Linked DNA regions of Mus musculus: all the other regions are linked to region 3. Evidence: chromatin loops called from intact Hi-C (ENCODE). Cell type or tissue: left cerebral cortex. All regions are shown on one strand.

Region 1 (2,500 bases), 1.5 Mb before region 3:
AGTTCTTGCTGCCTACACCAATCAACGATTTCCTTGGAGAGTGGCTTGTATTCCCTGGTCAAGCTCACACTTTGCATACCCTAGGTCTATCCTGAGGACCCAAAGCCCTCCTGCTGGGTTTCTGCAACCACAGAACCCCCCCCCCCCTCACACTGCTGTGTCTTTAAGATACATCCAGTCAACAGCTCCTCTTTGCCCCCGGCTCAACACTGATGTCCTTCAAGGGCCCCTCTATAGAGTGGTCCTAATTACCTCCTGCGGTCTCATCTCCATCACCTGTGCACCTCCTGGCTCCTGATTGGCTCCTTCCCCAGGATCCTAGGTTTTCCTCAGCACCTTAAGCTGAGTTGTCTATTCATCTCTGACATCACCAGGCCGATGCCTCATTGTGTGGGTCGGCTTGCCTGAGGTATGGGATGCTCAGGGGTTTATCTAAACAAGCTCTGGAGCATGCCCATGGGCCAGATCTATGGATGGGATTAGCATTTGAACAGATTGTCTCCACCAAGGTATCCTGTAATCTAATTGGATGGGAGTCTGAATAGAGCCACCGTGAGAGGAAGGGAAAACTCGTTCCAGATCACTTGAACCAGGAGATCTTTTGAGTTTTCTCCTGCCTGGGGCTGAGACTTACAGCCCTGGTTCCGTGGTTATTAGACCTTGGGATTGAGGCTGAACTATAGCACCATCTTCCCTGGGTCTCCAGCTTAGAACTCAGGCGGTGGGTATTCCCAGAATCCATCACTGTGTGAGCTGAGTCCTTACTATATAATGCTCCTTAAGGGTCCCATGTCTTGGAATAGTCTATTACACCAAGCCCCTGCCTCGGAAGCCCATCTGCTCCTCCCTTCACTGACCCTCCTGAGGACACACTCTTGCACCAGAGCGTGCTTCTGCTCGCCATTCGGCTTCCTTTCGGGTCCTGTCATCTAGCCATTGTCACCAAGACAGGAAAGAAGCAAAGCCCGATGAAAATGCAGAGAGCGAGGACTCCTAAAAGATCCCTTGGTATTATGACAAGTATCCGTTCTGGGTGTCCAGCCAGAACCCCCAAAGCGTCCTGGGCACAGCGTCTCCTCCCTGTGTTTTCACTGGGGGCCACGGCTTCTGAAGGTTTAGTGGGAGCGCAGGTGTGAACGTGAAGTATAGTTCCCCTCACACATTGCCTCAGATGTTGCCTGAAGTTCAGCTCCGTCTCCTTTTTTACTCTTTTCAGGTCTCCTTTTTTCTCCATTCCTAGTCTCTCTGCTCTCCTCAAAGGCCCAGAGAGAAGCAGGCGCTCCCAGACGCAGTAGGAGACTCCTTTCCAAAGGGGGCGCTCTAAGATCAGGAAAAGGGCCTTGAGGAACTTGTGTGTATTAGAGAGGATTTTGAGCGGGTACCAATGGCTGGACAGTTAAAAAAAAAATGACTTTTATGAAATCTTTGCCCTGATACGCTATCCATTTTCCCAGATGCCTTTTTAATATCTACCTACATAACTATATGAAATTATAGTAAGTCCTACAGCTGGGGATGAGGTTGTGACGGACAGCTGCGGTTTGGATCAGAACTCAAGGTGAGGTCTGCTCTAGAAGGCTGCCAAGCTGCAAGCCTCCCTAACGTGGGCAGGCCTGGGGAAGGGGCTGTACACCTAGCAGAGAGTTGCCTGCATCTGGCACCTGTCCCTCCCCTCTCCCTGAGATGTACCCCAAGCAGGCTACAGATCCAGTCAGCAGCCTCTCAGGCAGCAGGCAGACTCGGAGGCCTCAAAAGGGGGTGGGGAGAGAAGGAAGGATGGGAAAGTGAGCTAGAGAGAATGTTCTACGTGGGATAATTTCTGTAAGAGAGACTTTACACTGGTTGACCTGGACAGTGGTTCTCTGCTCCTCCGGGAGGCTAGAGAGCACACCCCTTATTTCACTTATTACCTGCGAGGATGTGTAGGCTAGCCTGAGCACTTCCCACTGAGCCTCTGACACCTTGGTTACCGGGGAGAAAGCTGATTGTGTCTGGCATGCAATTGATCTCACCCCATACAGGGGAGACAGTGAGTGGAGGAAGACACACACATCCGCAATGGACCCAAAGCCTCTCCCGGTCTCTATGGGAGGACAAAAGACGGTTCAGGAGAGCGTGCAGTAAGAATGCTTCTGCAGAGGCCTTGGGAGGGTGAGACCCGGGTGGCAGTGTCTGTTAGGGCTGGCATCCTAAGATCTCTTGCTTCACAGCCTGCTCCAGATGTCCGGTGCAGCTCAAAAGGAGCAGGGTCCACAGCCTGTGTCCCAGCAACCTGTGGGCTAACTTTACAGTGCTTGTCACCTTACGCGTTTTGTCCATCTGCCAAACCCATTTCCACGGTGCTCGAGAGCGGGAGGCTGCGAGGCTCACATCTGTGGCTGATAACACACGACCTTGTGTGAATCAGGGAGCTAAGAGGCTTTGCTTTGCTGTTTTGGAGAGACCTCTGGCTCAAGGCACTGCACTAGGAGGGCAGCAGAGATACTGTCAATTACAGACC
Region 2 (2,500 bases), 970 kb before region 3:
GATGCTCTAAATATTTATTTTTAGAAACCATTAGTCAGTTGTTTGGTATAAACATATGAAATACTGTATTTAAAATCGTTTCAGCTCCAATGTGTGGCCTTCCCCATCAAATAACTAACATGTTTTTCTTATCTGTAAATTCCTTTTGATGTTTAAATAGAAACCTAAGTGTCTAAACCCAGAAAAATATCCAAATTCCACAGTCTATTTTAACATGGGGCTTGGTGGGAAATTTTTCATTTGACTAGACAGCTCTCTCTAGCCAACAGGCCATTATACAAATCTACTAGAAGCCAACTAGTAAGGATTTCTAAAGAAGACAAATGACTTAGAAAATACAAAGTTACGGGAAATTCGAGAGGATGAAATGACAGAAAAGCAAAACAGAAATTCAGTTTTAAACAAGGACATTTACGAAAAGCTATAGAGGTAAAGAGACAGGCTCAGAACCTACTTGAGTTTCTTGGGGAACGTGTGGAAGATAACCAGGAGTTATTTCCCAGAACCCTGAATGAATGATGATGTCATTTGCCCAGAAGTTGGAGGAGGGGGGAAAGAAAAGCTAGAAATACTACAAAGAAGGGCAGGTTACATGACTGTGTCTTTTGTAGTGGACAGATGAGGACACGTGCTCAAGCTGATGTGAGCCACAGTGGGTCTGGGAGGCAGAGTGGTGGAGTGGGGGTCGGGGTGTGGTGCAAGATGACACAAAAAACCCAGCAGGGTGCAGGCAGAGAGTTCAAGAACAGGTCTGGGTTAGGGGTGCTGGTGGGGAAGGGAGAGCTGAGCTCATTCACTCGCAGGCAGAAACCTACCTTCTTAACTCCTTTCAAGCCAAATCCCTCCAGCGTGGAACAATGGAGAGCTTAATTCAGTGATACAGTTATGAAAGGCTGATGAATGAAAATAATTGATCCTCATTATCTCTTCAGCACCTTTAATGCACCAGCAACAGCGATCACCTGTCTTTCCCCCTGAAGTCTCTGAACTGGATCATGCATCTTGAACTTCCTTGACTGTAGTTCCCCCCACCCCTTTGTTAAACTCAACATTTCTTTCCAAAGAAAACAAATAGAAACAAACAAGAAAATAATGGATTGGCTGCCACTCTGTCCACAAAAAAAAAAAAAAAAAAAAAAAACAAAGGAAACTCAAAAGTGAAGTCTGCAGCCCTTGTAGGCTGTCCCCTCCAACGCCCATCTGTAACTGCTCTCTCTTGCTGGAGTGTCCAAGGAAAAGGCTCAGGGCAGCAGAAACAGAGACCTTACCAAGCAATTACCGGTGAGGAATCTTCTGCCAAAACAGTTAGTACAGACGTAACCTTTCTTCCCATAGAGCTTAGCATCATCCCGTGGCCAAAGAGAGGCTTGATAAATACTACATGCTGAACAAGTGATCAACTTGATAGGGGGGGAAAAAAACCCTAAATATGAGGAATGACCACGGGGAGAAGTCCAGTGCTTCCATGAGAAGCTGAGGTTACCGCGCTTCCTGCCTCCTGTAGGTGGCGCCAAACTCCTTGAAGAAAGGGACAGGCAGAGTGAAAGGCTGCTGCTGTGTCTACACAGACTGGAGAACCCTCTTCTGAGTTGGCAGTCTCTCTTCCAAGGCTGCTCTTCTTCACTGCGCTGGCAAGCCCTGGATCAAAGAAATGGCTCACCTGCACTGCGTTAATTACGAGCTGCCCTTTCCCTGAGTGCCCAGCCTCGCATTACGGGATGACCAGCTCCGCAGCAGAGCTCCACAGTGTTGGGCAAATGGAAGGTTAGTTACAGGGGCTATTAAAAGGATTGGCAAAGGTAAAAGCGCATTTTAAAGCCATTAGGATCCCTTGCATTAAGTCTTAGTAAAGAAATGCCACGAGGCTACTATTGAAAGCCACCAGCCAGAAACTGGGATCCACAGGTAATCAGCAGTAAGTTGGGCTACCGTGGCAGAGGGCTCTCATGCTTCTGAACGGTCCTGATCTGTTAGGCCTTGGTCAACACGCAAGAGTGCCAGTGAGGCCTCCAGGAACACCACCCAGATGTGCACTTCCTGGAGAGTAGCCAGAGCTGGGACTTTGGCCCTCACCATCATGAAGCAGTGGGAAGTTCCGTGGGGGGTGTAGTGGGGAGAACTGAAGAGGCTTGGTCAAGCAAGAATAAAAGAGGCTATGGGCAGGGTGTGTCTCTGAGGACTACACAGCCAAGCAGGAACTGGATATTTCAACCCAGGTTTTCACTTGCATTCTCTAGGTCCGATTTTTATAACAAATAAACATTTTCTGCCAAGATCCTAAAATTTTTTTTAACAACAGCCGCCAAAACCGACTTCTATTCTGCACAATTATATAAGACCGAGCAGAGCACTGCTCTCATTTTTGAAGCTTTGTTTTAAGCTCGCTCATTAATCTTTCAGTCTTTTCCCATCTCTGCTTGACTATAACTGCCCTGAATTTATCCAAGCCTGCAGTATGCCAGGCTCACTGGTGTCTAAATCACCGAGAGCTGAATACACA
Region 3 (2,500 bases):
CCCCCCTTTTTAGGGAGGATCACTTTCATTCTATTTGTTTTCTCCTTCCAACCCCACTATGCTGTCTACCCAACACCAGCACACACAGTGGCTTCCCCAGACCTATCTCTCCCATGTCTTCCATCTGGGTAGGAAAGACATATTTTGATTCACATCTCAACCACCTTGTCCCCCAGTAGCCACCTCTCCTGCCTTCCTCTCCTTCCCCTCTCTATACTCTTTCTTCTCTGCTTTCCTACTCTCCCTCCTAACCCTTCTTTCTCTTCTCTCTGCTTCCCTTCTCCTGTCTCTGCAAGCTGTAGTTCAGATTCCCAAAAACAACAGAAGCACCACGCCCTATTATGACTCCCAACCAGGCTGGTGAAACTCTCCTAATCTCAGAGGGAGGCTGCCCATGAATGAAGAAATGAGGCACCAGTGGGAGAAGGGAGAATGGGATGGGGGTGAGGCTGGTAGACAGTCCAGGCTGGGGAGTGGCAGAGCTTGGGAAGATGGCCTCCCTGGCCCCTTGGTTGAGAAGAGCAGAAAATGCTGCTGAGTCACCAGTCCTGAGACAGTGCAGGCTTAGCTGGCAATGGGGCAGGGGACTCTGAACACTGGCTCAGGAATGGAGGCCTCTGGAGCTGCTGGAGACAAAGAGGCCAGTGCAGTATGCCTCCACCTCCCTAAAGGACCTGGTGCCTCCTCTTCACTTCCCAGTGATCCAGGCCAGAGCTTACAGGTCTCCCCTACTCCTGCAGCTACTTGGCCTTATCTCTATTGTGAGCAATTGACCAGGACTTGGATCTCTTGATGCAGAGATAGTCCTAGCTAACCAGTGTTCTGTTGTTTCTAGGGGTCCCTCAGAGAGATCCCAGGGTGCTGGAGGAAGGATATTGTTTACATGCCCCTAAAAGGGTAGGTAAGGTGGCTGGCGCTCAGGCTAGCTGCTCTAGGTGGATACTTTGTGGAAGTCTGGTTAGTGAGTAGGAAGGAATGAACCACCAAAATATACATGCATGCTCCATGCCCTAAGCCAAAACCAGCAGCTAGGAGCTACCTGCAGAAGCAAAGTGCAGAGAAAGTCACCAAGGATACCAGATCCTATTCTGGTCAAATCAGCACTCCTTGCTCCAGGGGGCGCTCTGTTCAAACATCTGCCATCTGCCTCTAGGCACTTTGAGAACAAGGTCCCCCAGAAACAGAATCCAGCAGGAGTCCAGTAACAGTTTGAGAGGTCTGGTCCCTGCCTCTGAAGCCACACACATGCCGCTGAACAAGCCCGGGACCTCAGGCTGATTTGGCACCCTCAGACCCCTCTGGCCATTGCCAGGTAAGTACTCCAAGCAATACATCTATGTAGAGCAAGCCTGCCACCTGGTGGAAAGGCCATCCAACTGCAAGCCGGGGTTTCTCAGGGTGGTTCTGTCCAGTGTCTGGGGTTCCATAGCACAGGCGTCCATCCACCCGCTCCTGATAGCAGTACCTCCACAAGAAAAGACAGATCCCTGCCCCAGTCCTTCTGAAAGTTTTGTCAGTACAGATGAGCAGAAGGTAGGGACGAGAGGAGTTCAAAAGGCTGAGGCCTGTTTGGAGCAGGTATTTGGTGCCTCCTGGTTGGCTCGTCCCTGGACATGAGTGAGGAAGTGACAGAGAGAGGCTGGATTCCAATCCTAGGTCCCTGCTACCCATCAGCGGAACAATTGCCTCCTTCCTTGGACACAGGGCCCCTCGGCAGACACATGGGCAGATGAGTAAGAGGCTATTCCAAGCCTAAGTGTTACAGCCAAGGCAGGCCAAGGAGAATCCATGGGTAGATGGGACATGTTAGAATAATCCCATCCAATGGAGGTGGCCCCATATATCCCAAGTACTTGTGTCTTCCTGTTCCTTTCACACACACACACACACACACACACACATTCATCTAAAAATTATATTTTATTACTGATTTGACATAAAGATTGAGATATATTAGAATATTTCTCTCAGCTTAAAAGTTTCTTTTCCTCGGGCCTTAACAGAAGTTGAAACGATGTTTACTGCCAACTGTGCCTAGTGGAGAAATCAGCCTGTGTCCGTCCATGACATTTAACCCTTTGCAGGAAGCAGAAAACCATCACCACCTACAGGCATTCGTCAAAGTCTCCCATTCTTCTCCAGAAACCCCTGGATTGCCATTACACAAAAACAAGAGCTGGGGGTTCCCCACTCCTAGACCAGCAGCCTCTTCTTGCCCAGCCCTTACGCTGAAGCCAAGCCACCACCATTGCAGGCCACCACCACCACCATCATCATCATTGTAGGCCACCTTCCCCACCATTGCAGGCCACCACCATCACTGTCACTATTGCATGCCACCACTACCATCATCACCGCCGCTGCCACTACCGCCAACACTTACATCAACACTACCATTGCCACCACCATCACTGCCATCACCACACAGCTATCTCCATGACAGTTCTTTGGTCTGCTGTTTTATTAATGCCTAATTTCCAATCTTCAAGAAGAGAGAGAG

Evidence for each region. Hi-C counts contacts between places; a loop is a spot of excess contacts. Peaks named below come from ENCODE experiments on the same cell type or tissue, not always from the same donor. Only the 100,000 strongest peaks of a DNase experiment are listed, where the experiment ranks them.
Region 1: a loop joins it to region 3, with 6 times the contacts of the local background. A loop is called at or near these places in 13 of 42 quality-filtered maps.
Region 2: it touches region 3 in a loop (8-fold over the local background); 21 of 42 quality-filtered maps call a loop at or near these places.

Annotation. Positions count from the first base shown.
Region 1 is chr9:48,257,041-48,259,540 of GRCm38, reverse strand. It overlaps Gm51672 (a long non-coding RNA gene), which reads left to right. Exons shown (of 4, transcript XR_003948154.1): 4 at 1-2,500. It also overlaps a transcript of Nxpe4 not described here. Among named protein-coding and RNA genes, the nearest start is that of Gm51672, 26 kb to the left of the region's middle. In left cerebral cortex, a CTCF peak has its summit at 1,321; a DNase peak (open chromatin) is centred at 1,318.
Region 2 is chr9:47,707,516-47,710,015 of GRCm38, reverse strand. All of the region lies in intron 1 of Cadm1 (cell adhesion molecule 1), which reads right to left. Among named protein-coding and RNA genes, the nearest start is that of Gm10677, 110 kb to the left of the region's middle. In left cerebral cortex, a CTCF peak has its summit at 1,508 (motif pointing right); DNase peaks (open chromatin) are centred at 1,533, 2,094 and 2,378; H3K4me3 peaks cover 305 bases; H3K27ac peaks cover 924 bases.
Region 3 is chr9:46,734,598-46,737,097 of GRCm38, reverse strand. No RefSeq gene overlaps it. Among named protein-coding and RNA genes, the nearest start is that of Gm31614, 95 kb to the left of the region's middle. In left cerebral cortex, CTCF peaks have their summits at 1,111 (motif pointing right) and 1,319 (motif pointing left); DNase peaks (open chromatin) are centred at 493, 1,176 and 1,307; H3K27ac peaks cover 438 bases.